Linked DNA regions of Homo sapiens: region 2 is linked to region 1. Evidence: chromatin loops called from intact Hi-C (ENCODE). Cell type or tissue: PC-3. All regions are shown on one strand. Each heading gives the region's core, and the rest is flanking DNA. Links, peaks and the distances in the headings are about the cores only.

Region 1 (8,333 bases), core at 283-8,282:
GTATCTTAAATATTTCGTACCAGGCCAGGCATGGTGGCTTACACCTGTAATCCCAGCACTTTGAGAAGCCAAAGCAGGTGGATCGCTGGAGCTCAGGGTTCCAGACCAGCCTGGGCAACGTGATGAAACTCCGTCTCTACAAAAAAATACAAAAATTAGCTGGGTGTGGTAGCACGCACCTGTAGTCCCAGCTACTCAGGAGGCTGAAACTGGAGGATCGCTTGAACCCCGGAAGTGGAAGCTGCAGTGAGCCATGTTCATGCCACTGCACTGCAGCCTGGGAGACTGAGACCCTGTCTCAAAAAAATATATTAAAAAAAAATTCGTATCAATGTCAAAAAATAATGTTAGCACACATCTTCTAAGCAAGACCATTATATGTCCTATATTTTATAAATTGTAATCTTGACATTCTAGACAAAATTGATAATGATCAATGATAAGTAAAGGTGATTTAAAGTAGCTTATCACAAGGTCTTTGTAAACTACACTGGGCAAAGAGAAGGGGGAAGGGAAATGAAGTTTCTTCACATTTAAATAAATGAAATTTAGTTGTTAATGACACAGATCCCACTCAATGCAGAGGTTTGGGGACTGGGAAGAAGGGAATGCCCAGTACCTACTGATGTGTTTGCCTTTATCTCTTTCAGTGGACAGTTCTGGAAAAATCAGTAAGTTTGGATCATTTCCTTGCCTTACCTATTTCTGTGCCTAGGACCTTTAAGTTCTTTTTCCCAAATGTTCTTGTGTTACGAGTTCCTCTACCTTACAGCAGTCAATATTTCTTCAATAAGTGATTTCCTCATATTTCAATTTTAATTCTTCTTATCTATTTTCCTTTTGTAACAAAGTATAATGGTCTTGTGTTTGATTCTAGTTATTTACTACCAAAGATTATTGGTAGCATATATTCCCAGCTAATCTATCACAACAGAGCCTATTTCCTCTGTGCTATAATCTGGCAACTAATAATTTTTACTAAAAAAGAAAATCCTCTAAGATTGACAAAAAGAATATGTGTCAGGACTAGATGTGATTTTGGTAATTGATCAACAATATACATTTTTCAAACGGACCAGAACAGTGAGCAAAAAACTGTTTTGCAGAAGACATATGAAAGACTTATCAAAGAACAAAGAAAGGCAGGAAATACAATAGTTTGAATTTCAGTAGAAGTGATTTTACCTACCCAAGATTTCAAATGCCTATATTAATTAAATGGCATCCTAAAGATAACCCTCTGTGTGGAGTGCGATATGGAGCATTGGCCAGCAACACTCCTGAGGATGAAACAGAGTTTTGTGCTCCCTCCAAGTCCTGTTTCTAAGTTCACCTAGGAAGGATACTATTGGAAGGTGGGTTTCTCTTGAGTTAGAAAATCCTCACTGATCTTTCTTTTGTGTTTTGTTTTTAGCACTGACTCCTGTGGGTAAGTTCCATATCTATTCTCAACTCTGATATTTTACATTGCTTTTAATTCTTTTGTGACCTGTCTGTTTCTACTCCCAAAATAGAGGCCTGTGCTTCTAAGGCCAATTTGAATGTTCCTATCTTCCAGAAACTTCCAAGGTTCCCCCCCGCCCTCCACTTTTCTTTTTGAGACAGGATCTCACTATGTTGCCCAGGTTGGTCTTGAATTCCTGGGCTCAAGTGATCCTCCTGCCTCAGCCTCCCAAAGTGCTGGGATTGCAGGTGTGAGCAACTGTGCCAGGCCCCAAGTTTTTAAATAACTACAATTTAAGAGATTGCTGTAGAGAAGATGAAGCTCATATGAAAGGGTGCCACAATCTCTGGCCATCTTCTAGGCTCTGAAAAAGAATCTCCTCCCTGATTCTCAGGAAAACATAATGAAAGGAAGATTGGTTTCTGAATTCCATTAGTTATTTGCTGGGAATTTAGAACTTTTTTTTAGTTATAGGTGAAGTCCCTCTGAATCATATTAATGGGGGAAAAAAACTAGTTAAAAACAAAATACCATCTCCTTTCTATTGCCTTCTAAATAACTACCTTTGAAAGACAGTAGGTATTGAGCATTGACTATGTATTTGTGCACTGTGCTAGGCACTTACAAAAGTAACATCTCTTATTCTTACCATATGCCTGCCTGGTAGGTATTATTATTCCCCATTTTACAGATTAGGAAACTAACTCAGGTATTTACCCAAGGTTAAAGAGTTGGTAAACATTGGTGTCAGGATTTAAACCCAGGATGTCCTATCTCCAAAATACACACTCTTCCCACTCTTCCCATACTAACACATTGCCTCCTATACTGAATCACAAATGCATTTTTTGTGATTAGTCAGGAAACTTTATGGAATGTTTGCAAATACAAATATACATCTACAGAAAAGCTGGATAACTAAATGTACACAAAAGGATCCTTTTAAAAATAGAAGACCGCATTTAAATCAATGTTTGACTTTTTTAACTGTTTTCTGGATTCAGATTTATCTCTATTGGGATTACTTAATATATGACTCAGCTCTTCAAGCAAGGAAACCATACAAAACAAAGTAGAATAATAACTTTTGTTTAATTCTGTAAACATATGATCAAAAGAAGCAAATAAGACTTAAACCTAGTGAGACACGTTTCAAGCATTTCAAACATTCCAAACACTGACACAAACACAAAATATGTCCTTATATTTAATCGTGTTTAAGCCTCATTCTTCTTTCTCAGTTCACACTAGAAAGAGAGTGGGTTTGGAGGGAAAGGAAGGCAGGGAGATGAAGTTGAAAGGGGCAATTAATTAATTTTTTTTTTTTTGGACAAAGTTTCGTTCTTGTCGCCCAAGCTGGAGTGCAATGGCACAATCTTGCCTCACTGCAACCTCTGCCTCACGGGTTCAAGTGATTCTCCTGCCTCAGCCTCCCAAGTAGCTGGGATTACAGGCATGTGCCACCATGCCCAGCTAATTTTGTATTTTTAATAGAGACAGGGTTTCACTATGTTGGTCAGGCTGGTCTCGAACTCCTGACCTCAGGTGATCTGCCCACTTCAGCATCCCAAAGTGCTGGGATTACAGGCGTGAGCCACTGCACCCAGCCGGGGAAATTAATTTCTTTTGATTCATGGTACAAGAAACAGTATGCATTCAGAAAAATTATAATGCGCCAACATCCCTCAAATGCTCTCCTCACATAGAAAAAGTGATAGGACTGTGATCTTGTGAGTTTCTCTTACAAAAAAAAAAGGTGGGCTCTGATGATTGATGTTGTATGTCAACTTGACTCAGAAGAACCCTGACTAATACAAGGGCTCTGAGAAGGGATCACAGGCCAAGTCTCTTCCCAGAGGTAATAAATTTTTAATGAATACTAATTTTTTAAGTTGCCAGAGAAAAATCTGTTTAATCTTTTAAAAAATTTTTTGTAAAAGACATATTCTTATTGATATACTCTTTCAAACACATTTTTCCCAATTGATTGTTTTTCTATTTTTTTTAAAAAATAGAGATGGGGTCTCACTATGTTGCCCAGGCTGGCCTCGAACTCCTGGCCTCAAGCGATCCTCCCATCTCAGCCTCCCAAAGTGCTAGGATTACAGGTGTGAGCCACTGCATCGGCCCCAGTTGATATTTTTAGAAAAAGGAGGTTAAGGTTTAAGTCAATGTTCAAAGAAAGGTTTAAGATAGATTAAACCAACAAACATCATCATCCCAGCAAACTGAGTCTCTTATTTCTCACCTCCTCATTCAACTAATAAGTATATGATCTTTTAAAATGTAATTCATAGCCTGAGAACTATAATGATTTATCCCTCTGATACTGAATAGATCTTTTACAGTCTAGATCCAATTGTGCTCTCCCTGACAACCACTGGATTAAGAACCTAAGATTAGTTTCCTAATAAAGCCCACATTCTATTTTCTATGTTAAGTATCATTTAGATAGAATTGTTAATGTGATAGCTATTTCATGATATCTTTTAGCTTTAACAAAAATTAATCCAATTTAAAAATTTTAATAATTACTTTTTATTCAGCTTGAATATATTATGATGATCCCCAAAGTCTTGATTAAATCTTTTGATTGTATTAAAATTTTGTAGTATGGGCTACTGCCTGCAATAAATGTACTTGCAGCCAGGGCTTCCAAGTCTTTATATTATGAAGATTTACACTGTATGTGTTAGATGATTATGAGGTCCAAGAGAAGGAAAAGATGTATGAACTATCTTGAAATCTGGGAGAAGGAAGAAAAGAACTTAGAATGTGGTGGAATAATGATTTGTGGCTTACTTCTGCAATGCAAAGTTGAAATAAAAGTGAACCTCACTTTATGGGATAGCTAGATTACTCAAAAATAAATCCTGTAAATCTAATCTATGTTAATTAAATTCAAGATTTAAAAGATGACAGCAAATATATTAAAATAAGGGTATGAAGATTCTATTAGAAGTAACTAGAGGTATTTTTCAGTGTAGTGGGAGAAAGAATAAAAAGTTTTTTAATTCTGTGAAATTAGGAAAGGTGTAGCTAGAATAAACACTGGGTGCTTCAGGAAATCCTATAATACTTAATTTTGGTTTACAAAGCCTATATAATTTAGAAGGTAAATTTAGGTTAAAATGAGTCATGAAGTATTACACACAGTAGCAAATAATTACCCCCAAGGGATAGTAAAACTAAAAATATTCATAGCTTAAGGAAAATCAGCTTATGTGAGGAGTACATTCCATGAAATTCTTAAGGTTAGAAACTTCAGCGGAGCATGATCTTACCATTCCACACCACCATACCCCTAAACAAAACAAAACAAAACAGTGTCCACTGGTAGCACTGTCGAAGATCAAAATATTCTGAACTATTTTTCTCAATTTAGCAATGCTTGAAATATATTACCACTGATTTTCATTAGGAAACTGAAAATTGATTGTCTAGAATAAAATGTCAGTAACCATATTTTAATGAAGAACTCTAGGTGGGGACATATACAAAAAGGTTCAGAAAACATTACTGTAATTTTCCTAATGTTATTTTTATTTGGATGTCAACAGCTGAAAATAATAAAAGAAAACACTGAACTACAACAACTCTTTTGATTTATAATTAGTTTCTTATCTAATACAGGTGTGCCTCATTTTTATAATTGATAAAATTCTGAAGTTATGTGTATGCCAATTTTTCAAACATCAAACCCTAAATGTAAAAAACGAAAAGTCCAATAATTCACTTTTAAGCAAGAAATTTTCCTGTAATTGGCTGGGTGTGGTGGCTCACGCCTGTAATCCCAGCACTTTGGGAGGCCGAGGCAGGTGGATCACCTGAGGTCAGGAGTTCAAGACCAGCCTGACCAACATGGAGAAACCCCATCTCTACTAAAAATACAAAATTAGCCGGGTGTGGTGGCACATGCCTGTAATCCCAGCTACTTGGGAGGCTGAGGCAGGAGAATCCCTTGAACTCGGGAGGCAAAGGTTGCGGTGAGCCGAGATCGTGCCATTGCACTCCAGCCTGGGCAACAAGAGCGAAACTCCATCTCAAAAAAAAAAAAAAAAAAAGAAATTTTCCTGTAATACAATTAACCACTCCTGTAAATTATTTGTTGGAAACTAAGAATGCCTTGTCTTGATTGAATTAGAGAGTTTTTTCCTGTACTATCTCATTGGGAAGTAGTAATGGCCAATATTTATTGACTACTTATGTCCCATGCACTGTACCAAGTGCTTTTATTTAGATAACATTATTTAATCTCATAACACCTCTTTGAGGTAGCTACTACTATTGCCCCCATTTTACAGACAGAAAGTAAAGTTTGCCAAAGGTCACCCAGCTAGGCAGGTGCGGAGGCAGGATTTGAACCAGTCTGTCTCCAAAGGCTATGTTACTTTAACATTTGTCTACAATATTTAGTAACTCTACAAAGTGAGCAGATCAAACTAAATATAAAAACAGTGAATCTTTGAGGATTAACTGATTTACCTTAATAAACCCATTAAACCCAGCTAGCAGGAATAATAAACCTAGGTCTTCTTTTTTTTTTTTTTTTTTTTTGTGTGTGTGTGTGTGAGATGGAGTATCACTCTGTCACCTAGACTGGAGTGCAGTGGTGCAATCCCAGCCCACTGCAACCCCTGCCTCCCGGGTTCAAGCGATTCTCCTGCCTCAGCCTCATGAGTAGCTGGGGTTACAGGTGTGTGCCACCATGCCTGGCTAATTTTTGTATTTTTAGTAGAGATCAGGTTTCACCATGTTGGCCAGGCTGGTCTCCAACTCCCAACCTCAAGTGATCCGCCCACTTTGGCCTCCCAAGGTGCTGGGATTACAAGTGTGAGCCACTGCCCCCAGCCCAAGTCTTCTGATTCAGCTTTTATATTCAGTATTCTTTCTACTATAGTAAATATTAAATATTAGATTTTCTCAAAGCAAGACATCCCTCTGCTCCACGGCAAGAACCCACACAATTCCTTGGTGGCTCAGATATTTCTTTTACTTAATTCAGGGAACCATATTACTTAAAAAAAACAAAAGCAAATAAAAAATACCTAGCAGAAGCCAATAAATTCAGGTTTGTTAAATCACACAGGAATTGAGACGTAACAGCTGATTTACCTGAACATGATCAAAGGACCTGAAATTTTTGCAGAGTTTGCAGATATTGCAAGAAGTAGTCTACAGTAATGATCAAAACTGAACACTGGAGTCTGACTACTCAGATTCAAATCCCAGCTCCACCACCTACTGATTACATAACCTTATTCATATTCATTTAAGTATTCTGTGCCTCAGTTTCTTCATCTGTAAAATGAGGTTAATAATACCCTACCTGGTTGTTGTGAGTATCAAATGATTTAATACATAAAGTGCTTAGAGCAGTGAGTACTTGGTATGTGGTAAGCACTTAATAATTATCAGCTAGTACTGTTATTACTTTTGCATAATAAGATATGCTTTTATTCAATATGGAAAGCATTTTTGAGTTTCCTTTTTCTGTCTTGAGAAATATAATTATTGCTTCCTCCCACAATTTTTCCTTAAAACAAATTCTATTTCTTTTCAGAATACATCCTCTGTTAGCCACTAAGCATTATTCATTAGCCATAATCCACTGAACAAATGTCAGTTCATTTACAGTACATTTTACCTTTTCTCTCATTAATCTTCCAAATTATTGAAAATAGTCCAGAATTTTATCGATACTTTTATAATTTTATGTACAGAGAACCATCATTTTAGATAACTTGAGATTCAGAAAAATTTTAGTTTGTCAGTTTTAAGACAAAAAAGGAACCAGTATCAAGGGGAAAAAAATAGAAATAAAGAGAAAATACTTGATATCTAAATCACGCCCTTTTGTTGTATGCTCAGTTATATTAACAGGTTACATGGATGAAGAACTTGCAAAAAAATCTTGTTCCAAAATCCAGATTCTAAAATGTGGAGGCACTGCAAGGTCTCAGAATAGCCGAGAAGAAAACAAGGAAGCACTAAAGAATGACATCATATTTACGAATTCTGTAGAATCCTTGAAATCAGCACACATAAAGGAGCCAGAAAGAGAAGGAAAAGGCACTGATTTAGAGAAAGACAAAATAGGAATGGAGGTCAAGGTAGACAGTGACGCTGGAATACCAAAAAGACAGGAAACCCAACTAAAAATCAGTGAGATGAGTATACCACAAGGACAGGGAGCCCAAATAAAGAAAAGTGTGTCAGATGTACCAAGAGGACAGGAGTCCCAAGTAAAGAAGAGTGAGTCAGGTGTCCCAAAAGGACAAGAAGCCCAAGTAACGAAGAGTGGGTTGGTTGTACTGAAAGGACAGGAAGCCCAGGTAGAGAAGAGTGAGATGGGTGTGCCAAGAAGACAGGAATCCCAAGTAAAGAAGAGTCAGTCTGGTGTCTCAAAGGGACAGGAAGCCCAGGTAAAGAAGAGGGAGTCAGTTGTACTGAAAGGACAGGAAGCCCAGGTAGAGAAGAGTGAGTTGAAGGTACCAAAAGGACAAGAAGGCCAAGTAGAGAAGACTGAGGCAGATGTGCCAAAGGAACAAGAGGTCCAAGAAAAGAAGAGTGAGGCAGGTGTACTGAAAGGACCAGAATCCCAAGTAAAGAACACTGAGGTGAGTGTACCAGAAACACTGGAATCCCAAGTAAAGAAGAGTGAGTCAGGTGTACTAAAAGGACAGGAAGCCCAAGAAAAGAAGGAGAGTTTTGAGGATAAAGGAAATAATGATAAAGAAAAGGAGAGAGATGCAGAGAAAGATCCAAATAAAAAAGAAAAAGGTGACAAAAACACAAAAGGTGACAAAGGAAAGGACAAAGTTAAAGGAAAGAGAGAATCAGAAATCAATGGTGAAAAATCAAAAGGCTCGAAAAGGGCGAAGGCAAA
Region 2 (8,333 bases), core at 295-8,294, 51 kb after region 1:
AATGGTATGAGTAAAAGTTCAGTTAAGATGGCCAGGAAGCTGTGTGTGGTGGCTCATGCCTGTAATCCCAGCACTTAGAGAGGTCAAGGCAGGAGGATTACTTGAGCCCAAGAGCTCAAGACCAGCCTGGGCAACATGGCAAGACCCCATCTCTACAAAAACATACAAAAATTAGCTGGGCGTAGTGGTCTCAGCTGCTGGGGAGGCTGAGCTGGGAGGATCACTTGAGCCCAGGAGGTCAAGGCTGCAGTAAGCTATGTTCTCACCACTGTATTCCAGCCTGGGTGATAGAGCAAGACCCTGTCTCAAAAAAAGAAAAAGAAAAAAGATGGTTAGGAAAACAGACACACTTGCCCATTGAAATTTTTTTAAAGATGTTAGTTTCTTAATTGAATTACTGGCTTTAGGGTGGAGCCCTTTAAGGAACAGGGCCAGGAAAGCATGCAGTTTCTATGGCCTAATAAGCAGGCACAGCTGGAAGGCAAAACAGATTTCCAAAGTTAAGGATCCAACTTTTACACTGAATCCTGGGTCCTCAAAAGAGGAGAACACCGCAGGACAAGATAGTGCAATGCTTTTACGGTGCACTTCACTGCAAGGACATTCCCCTGAGGCTGGTGGGCAACCCTATAACAATCAGCCTATTCTGTAATCACTTAATGCTCCATGGGAGTCTTAGCCCTCATTCCATACCTTCTAGGTGCCCCAAAGCATGCTTTTCTTATCTAAATGTGCAAAAAAAAGCAGTACCACCCTGTAGTGATAACTATTCACTGTAAACAACTGTCAATAGCCATCTCTAAAAGTATATTTGTTTCCTAGCTTTTACATACAAAGATTAAAATTTAAGCAGACAGAATTCAGTTGCTTAAGAAGTTTTTACAGAGAGAGAGCAGAGGCTTTAAAACAATATCTGTACACATATATTCTAAATCAGTTTTAATTAAGTTGACTTTTAACTATAGAGCTCTTGAAGAAAATTCTTTCAGATCTCTTATTACCAGTTTTTAGCTGGAACAAACAGCTGATATTTCTGGCTTTTGAACTCTCTACCAAGGATAACCTCCCACCTGAAACCAATGAGCCTTAACTAGGGTTATGACTTAACCACAGATGCACAAGGTATCTCCAAAGAGATGCCAAGCAGTTTTTTACAAGATCTAGAATCACCCCAAAGGTATCTCAGAGCAAGGAAAATTCAAGACAGGAAATCAGAAGCTGTCCATCAATGAATGGCAAAAAGTCCCACAAATACAAAACCAGAAAGGACGCATTCCCTAAGCTGGGAAGTGATCCCAGGCCACCATAGTGAAAGGGCAGAGATTTAGCTACTGTGCTACAGCATAGGGTGGTTGCCAGTGCTCTTCCCAGAAAGAATCTAGAGCAGTCATTTTCAAGCTTGCGAATGATTTTAACTGCTCAAGAGAATTTTTAAGGCTACCCACGACACTACTGTTTAACCTTCCTTCAATTGTTTTAGATAAGAGATCTCTAAAATCCTTTTTCTTTCAATGGTGTACTTAGTTCCAATAGAGACTCAAACACCTTTTTTAAATTGCAGATGGTAATTTTCCAGGTTTTTGCCATATAAGCAGCAAGAAGTATTCCTAGAGGAGGCATCCCCAAGTATTCCCTCTTGGAAATGGGTTTAAGATAGCAAAATACAACAAAAGTCCTGTAGAGATAGGACTGTTTTTTTGTCCTAATAAATCCAACCAGCAGAGATGGGACGTTTTAAGACAAAACTCACCTAAGGGCTCAACACATTCAGGACGAAGAGTATGCTAATGTGTCTCAGACTCCCAGTCCTCTCAGACCAGCCACCTGACTTGAACCCAAGAATTTCCACCCTCCAGATGGCAGAGATCAAGAGAGAGAGTACCCCTACATGGTTACAAAGTCAAGCTCTCAACCACATAAAACAAGACAAGGGAAATCTCATCCAGTTTTTGTTCCAAGGACCTGCAGCAAAGTTTGTAACCGACCAGTCTGCAGGGCTGGCTTGAACAGCAGGCTTACAGGGATCCTAGGCCTGTGTTCTATCCTATGGTATCCTTCTCCATGACAGAACGACACAAAAAGGCAAAGACAAAGGAAGATGGCAAAAAAGGTGATTTCTGAGAAGGGGCCAAACAATACAAATATTTATAGTTCAAAGTAGCAAAAGTACACAAGATTCACTACAACCTAAGACTAGTCACACAAATCTTCTTCCCTATTAATCAAAACTTTGCAGAGGAGACAAACAGTGATTTTTATTGTTCACTCAACTCATTTGCACAGAGAGAGAAAGGCCAGAGGCTAGCTGGTAAGAAATTAGCTTTTTACCAGCTTGTCAGGTTTATGGCTTCCCTTTCTCAGCTGCTTCCAGAAGAGCAGAGTGGCTTTTGATGACCCTGCTTGCTGCACCGTAGCTGTGGGGGCCAAGCCACGTTACAAAAGAAAAACATTCCTTTTCTTTTCATGGAACCACAGGCAAAAGGCCCCAGTTTTGCAAGAGGCAGCCCAACAGGTTGTGTGGGGGAACTAAATTAACATTTCCCATTCCAACAGGAGTTATACACACATGTCAAAACACAGACACTAGTCACTCTGCTCAGTGCCCAAGTATCAACCTGGCAAGGCTCAAACTTGCCCCCATTGGCCCCTATCTGAGTCTCCCCCCCAATATAAGTTTCATGGTGGTAGGGCATATTAAGAAAGCCTGGCAGGCCAGGCGCGGTGGCTCCCGCCTGTAATCCTAGCACTTTGGGAGGCCAAGGCAGGCAGATCACCTGAGGTCAGGAGTTCGAGACCAGCCTGGCCAACATGGTGAAACCCTGTCTCTACTAAAAATACAAAATTAGCCAGGTGTGGTGGTGTGCACCTGTAATCCCAGCTACTCAGGAGGCTGAGGTAGGAAAATCGTTTGAACCTGGGAGGCAGAGGTTTCAGTGAGCCGAGATCACGCCACTGCACTCCAGCCTGAGTGACAGAGTGAGACTCCATCTCAAAAAAAAGTACCAGAACTAGAATGAAGCTGTTTTCTCTGCTATGTCTTGCAGTATTCCTTCCAGTGCAATTTACTGTCAAAGTCTAACGTTGTGCCCAATGGCAAAGAAGAAATGTTTATAGGGTCCAGCTCCAGAACCACAAGGCAGGACAAAGATGGAGTGGATTTGGAACAAAGATGCAATAAAATAATATTGAGCACCAGTCACACCTTTGGCTGCACAGTTTTCATATTACACATATTTGAACTTTTTTTTTTTTTTGAGACAGAGTCTTGCCCTGTCACTCAGGCCAGAGTGCAGTGGCACAATCTCAGCTCACTGCAACCTCTGCCTCCTGGGTTCAAGCGATTCTCCTGCCTCAGCCTCCCAAGTAGCTGGGATTACAGGCACCCACCATCACACCCAGCTAATTTTTGTATTTTTAGTAGAAATGGGGTTTTGCTATGTTGGCCAGGCTGGTCTGGAACTCCCGACCTCAGGTGATCTGCCTGCCTTGGCCTCCCAAGGTGCTGGGATTACAGGCATGAGCCACCGTGCCCGGCCTGAACTTTTATACAACAATGAAATAATTCTCTATTTTCACCAATCAAGACAAAGCCACCTTATAAGTGAAGAAGTTCTCACTCTGTCCCCAAAATAAAGAGAGCCCTAGTCATTATATAGCTCAATACACAGCTGTATTATTTACTCTTCAAATTCAGTCACAGTATCCTTGACCATATATACTCTTACCAAAAGGACTATATTACGACATAACTTCCAACAATTTGTATATAAAATCATAAGTGTCAGGAGAAGAAACAGTTGCCGAGAGCAGCATGTGTACTGCCCAGGTAGGTGACCCAGTCAGTGGTGGGGACGAATTTACTGACCCTCTCAATCCCGTGTAGGTCAGGCCCATCCATGGTTAAGGCTGAAACACACAAGTCCTAGTGGGAGGAATCTGAAAACCAAGTTAGGTGAAAAGGCCTAGGGGTCTCCAACCTTGGCCTCCGTCCCTGATAGAATCAGAGGAGAGAGGCCTGGGGTGCTGGAGGCAGAAGAGGCCCTGCCCTGTCCAACCCTGAGAGGCAGATTCTCAGTCCCCAGGATGTCGGACACTTTTTTCTCTCTTGTCACTGAGTCTCCTCTCCACAGGCAGAACTGTGGGCTGAACCCTGAGGCCAGCGCCTCTGCTCTCTAATGACCACCACCAAATACTCAGGCCCACTGTTCACTAGGTGGCATCTTACTCTGAGCATTACATATTTATTTCCGTGAATGTTTTAGCTTAATACCATGAGATGGTCCTTACTGTCCTCACTTTACAGCTGAGAGACAGAGCCTCGATGATCTGAGGAAACCTGCCCAGGGTCACAGGTCGTGTGGCCAAACCCTAACAGGGGCCAGGTCTACATCAAAGCTCAGTTGAGCTCTAAACAGGGGGCCACCAGATTAGGGGCACCAGCCCTAGGGGTCCTCCAGGGATCTGGAGAGACAGGAAAGAAGGCAGAGAACATATTAGAACTATTATAAAATCTTCAATCTTATGCCCTTTTAATGTGATTTGCGTTTGTTCTTTCAACCTGCATTATGTTTGCATATGTTTGTTAGCTGCATGTTCAAAATATATTACTGAATGGAGTGTGTGATCAAAAGAGTTTGGAGATCCTTGCTCCAAATCTCTGCTCCAGAAATCTTCTCTAAAGCAGCGGGTCTCAGAAAAGGAAGCAGAACCAAGAAGCAGCAGCGGCCTGGGAGGCGCCCGGACAGAAGGTGCTCCGTGGGCGGGGGGGAGTAACTCGTGGGCCCGGGAAAAGGCCCCCAACCTGGTCTCACCAGATTTTCCTCAGCCTCTGCTGCCCCCTTGTGGCCACCACGTGGCAGACAGAAAGAGCAGTTCCCAGCAGGAAGACACCGAGGGAGGGGTACGGAGGATGCAGAAAACAATCTTAGAACCGTGGAAGGGAGCGAAGGAAACCAGACACTAAAGACCTCAAGCTGTAGCAATCCAAACATGCGAAGTTGAAGAATAGCAAAACGAGGCGGGCGCAGTGGCTCATGCCTGTAATCCTAGCACTTTGGGAGGCTGAAGCGGGCGGATCACTTGAGGTCAAGAGTTTGAGACCAGCCTGGCCAACATGGTGAAACCCCGTCCCTACTAAAAATACAAAAATTAGCCGGAAATCGCTTGAACCCGGAAGGCGGAGGTTGCAGTGAGCCAAGATCATGCCACTACACTCCAGCCTGGGCAACAGAGTAAGACTCTGTCTTAAAAAAAAAAAAAAAAGAAAAAAGAAAAGAAATGTCTTTTCTCACAGTTCTAGAGGCCAGAAAACCTGAGATCAAGGCACTACTGCCTGGTGAGGGCTGTTCTCTGCTTCCAATGTGGCATCTGTTGCTTCATCCTCTGGAGGGGAGGAACACTGTGTCCTCACGTGGCAGGGAGTGGAAGGGCAAAAGGGATGAACTCTTTCCATCAAGTCCTTTTATAATGACATTAATCCATTCATGCAGGCCCTGCCAAAAGGCCCTCCCAAAAGGCCCCACCTTCCAACAGTTGCATGGGAATTAAATTTCCAACACATGAATTTTGGGAGACACATTCACAGCGTAGTCCAGCCTAAGCAATACGCTGTGCCAGGATTGCGGGGAGGGAGGGAATAGCTGCAGAAGCAGGGAATAAAGAATTTGGACTGAGACATGTTTCAGTTGACATCCTGGTGGGGAGTGGAGGAGGTGGCTGATGTGAAGAATGTGAAGAAAACAGTGATTCCACTGAAAACACATCCGACAGTCCTCTATCCTTACCAGGTGCTCCGTATAGTTTGGCGAGAGAGGCAGAAAGGTCTGAGTTCCAAGGAGAGGTCAGGGCTGGAGACATTCCATTGTGTGGCCACAGCTTCTTCCCAGAGCTTGCAGGAGACATGTTCACACCACCTCCCACCACCCCCACGATGCTATTTGTTCTGTATGTCTCTCCCACCTAGACTGGGAGCCTTGGAGGGCAGGGCATTGGGGGCCAGAGAGCCTTCCAGGCAGACTCTCCTAATGCCCGAAGCAAGGCTAGGCTCAGAAGCCCCGTGAGGAAGGCAGGTGAGGAACAGGCAGCCCTTGACCCATGACTGTGCCAGGTTGGGGACCTGGGACCCAGGGAAGCCTTCTCCCGCCTCACCATCAGCACAGGCCAGGATTGGAGAGTTTACCTCCTTTGGTGTTTACCAAACACACAGGGAAGACCAGTTGTGAGTAGACCAAGGCAGCCCAGCTGGGTGATCAGCAAGTCTCACCACCTCAGGCTACCCTCTTCACACACCGCAGCCTGTCCCCTGCCTACACTGCGCATCTTGAGTGCTCTGACCCCTTCACTACCCCTTCCTCCACCCCCCTGGACAGCAGCCCTGAGACAGGTCCTGAACCCCTAGCCAAGTACCCGCTGCCCACCCCCAGTGCCCCACCCACCCTTACTAGCTCTCACCCACCCTCCCATCCTAAACCTCAGCCCTCCCACCCCCCCATGCCCACCTGAGCCCCTGCTTTCAGCTGCCTAAGAACTTCCCCCTGATGTGAAGAAAACAGCGATTCCCCTGAAAACACATCTGACAGTCCTCTATCCTTAGCCAGGGCTCCATATAGTTTGGCGAGAGAGGCAGAGAAACAACAACGAAAAAAAAATATACACGCACACACACACACACAGACATCCACAGATTCATAAACATTTTGGATCCCTGGAGCTTGGATACATTTTCTAAAGGGCAAGCAGTTGTTTTGCTTATTTAATTTTATTGACAATCATCTTGTCATTCACTCTTGTAATTATAAATTTTTGGATTTACCTTTTTAAATATATTTTAATAGATTCTTTCCCCATACTAGACCCCAGCACACAACTAATTTCCTTGTCATGAAAAAATAAAAATAAAAAACTCATTTGTGATATCTTTAACTTTTGCCTGTAGTTTCTAAATTTAAAATGGAAGATTGTCAATCCATAATTATATGTGTCCAGTAAAAATTTTAAAGACTGTTTCCAGGGTTAATTGTCAACCTCCCCAGGAAAGGGATAACCAGTAATGCCGCCCCAGCCCAGAGTCTCCTAGGACGGCAGCTGACACTGGCCAAGTCCGCCAGGTGCCTCCTGTCCATCTCCTTCCCTCTTCATCCAGCACCCACCCACTCACCCACGCCAGCCCCAACCTCTTTACAGATGAAGGAACTGAGTGAGGCTCAGAGAGGTTAGCTAGTCTGACCAACATCACACTGTGTCAAACTCCTAAGCTAAGTGTTTTTTTCACTATTATATACTCTTCTGCTCTACCCACCAAAAAATTTCTTATCATGCCTTTGTTGCGAAAGAAGGAAAGAAAGAAAGAAGGAAGGAAGGAAGGAAGGAAAGAAAGAAGGAAGGAAGGAAGGAAAGAAGGAAGGAAGGAAAGAAAGAAGGAAGGAAGGAAGGAAGGAAAGAAGGAATGAAGGAAGGAAGGAAGGAAAGAAAGAAGGAAGGAAGGAAGGAAGGAAGGAAGGAAAGAAAGAAAGAAAGAAAGAAAATCTTTTGTCCCCAAAGTTAGAAAAACAAGTGAAAAAGGCCCAAGGCTATCAGCGAGGGCTCCAGAACCAAGGCAGTGCGGCCCTGCCCTTTCCTCCCACCTCACCCCTGCTCTGCTTTCCTCAGCCACTCCTGACCAGCAAGCAGGACACTGGGCATGGGTCCCAAGCCTGTGTCACCTTGGGCAGGTCGCGTCTCCCCTCTGGGCCTCAGTAAAAGAAGAAATGGGACCAAGTGAACAGTTCCAGGCTGTGTTCCCCAGCATCCTACATCCCATGGCAACCTTGAAGGGTCACTCTGGGTAGGGGTGGGGTCTCAGGAGGGGAAAGACTCAGCCAGAGCGCTGATCCTATATCTCTTCTCTATTTTGGGATTCTAGATATGAGTTTGATGGACAAAATTCCTCTACATTTGACATGATGAAAAGAAAAAGTTTGAAAGCCAGAGGCAAGACCATCCTGAAGATTCCTTTCAACTCCAAGGTCCTTTCACTTCCACAGGTGATCTGACATCACCACCTCTCTCACCACGCTGACAGCACTTTCATTTTGACTCTTGTGATGAGGTCACCTGGTATCTACACAGGATGGGGTTTTTTTGTGGAAAATGAAGGATTTCCATATCTGCGAATTTATTACACAAGAGTTTTAATATGGCTGAGCACAGTGGCTCATGCCTGTAATCCCAGCACTTTGGGAGGCCAAGGCGGGCAGATCACTTGAGGTCAGGAGTTCAAGACTAGCCTGGCCAACATAACAAAACCCCATCTCTACTAAAAATACAAAAATTAGTCAGGTGTGGTGGTGTGCACC

Evidence for each region. Hi-C counts contacts between places; a loop is a spot of excess contacts. Peaks named below come from ENCODE experiments on the same cell type or tissue, not always from the same donor. Only the 100,000 strongest peaks of a DNase experiment are listed, where the experiment ranks them.
Region 2: a loop joins it to region 1, with 6 times the contacts of the local background. A loop is called at or near these places in 4 of 110 quality-filtered maps.

What each region holds. Positions count from the first base shown.
Region 1 is chr6:32,293,018-32,301,350 of GRCh38, reverse strand. TSBP1 (testis expressed basic protein 1) reads left to right here. Exons shown (of 26, transcript NM_001286474.2): 24 at 651-671; 25 at 1,415-1,429; 26 at 7,316-8,333. All of the region lies in intron 1 of TSBP1-AS1 (TSBP1 and BTNL2 antisense RNA 1), which reads right to left. Among named protein-coding and RNA genes, the nearest start is that of TSBP1-AS1, 42 kb to the right of the region's middle. In PC-3, for the core only: no CTCF peak of the experiment used is centred there; DNase peaks (open chromatin) are centred at 2,430 and 3,220; H3K27ac peaks cover 3,698 bases.
Region 2 is chr6:32,241,615-32,249,947 of GRCh38, reverse strand. No RefSeq gene overlaps it. Among named protein-coding and RNA genes, the nearest start is that of TSBP1-AS1, 9.4 kb to the left of the region's middle. In PC-3, for the core only: a CTCF peak has its summit at 4,833 (motif pointing left); a DNase peak (open chromatin) is centred at 4,857; H3K4me3 peaks cover 618 bases.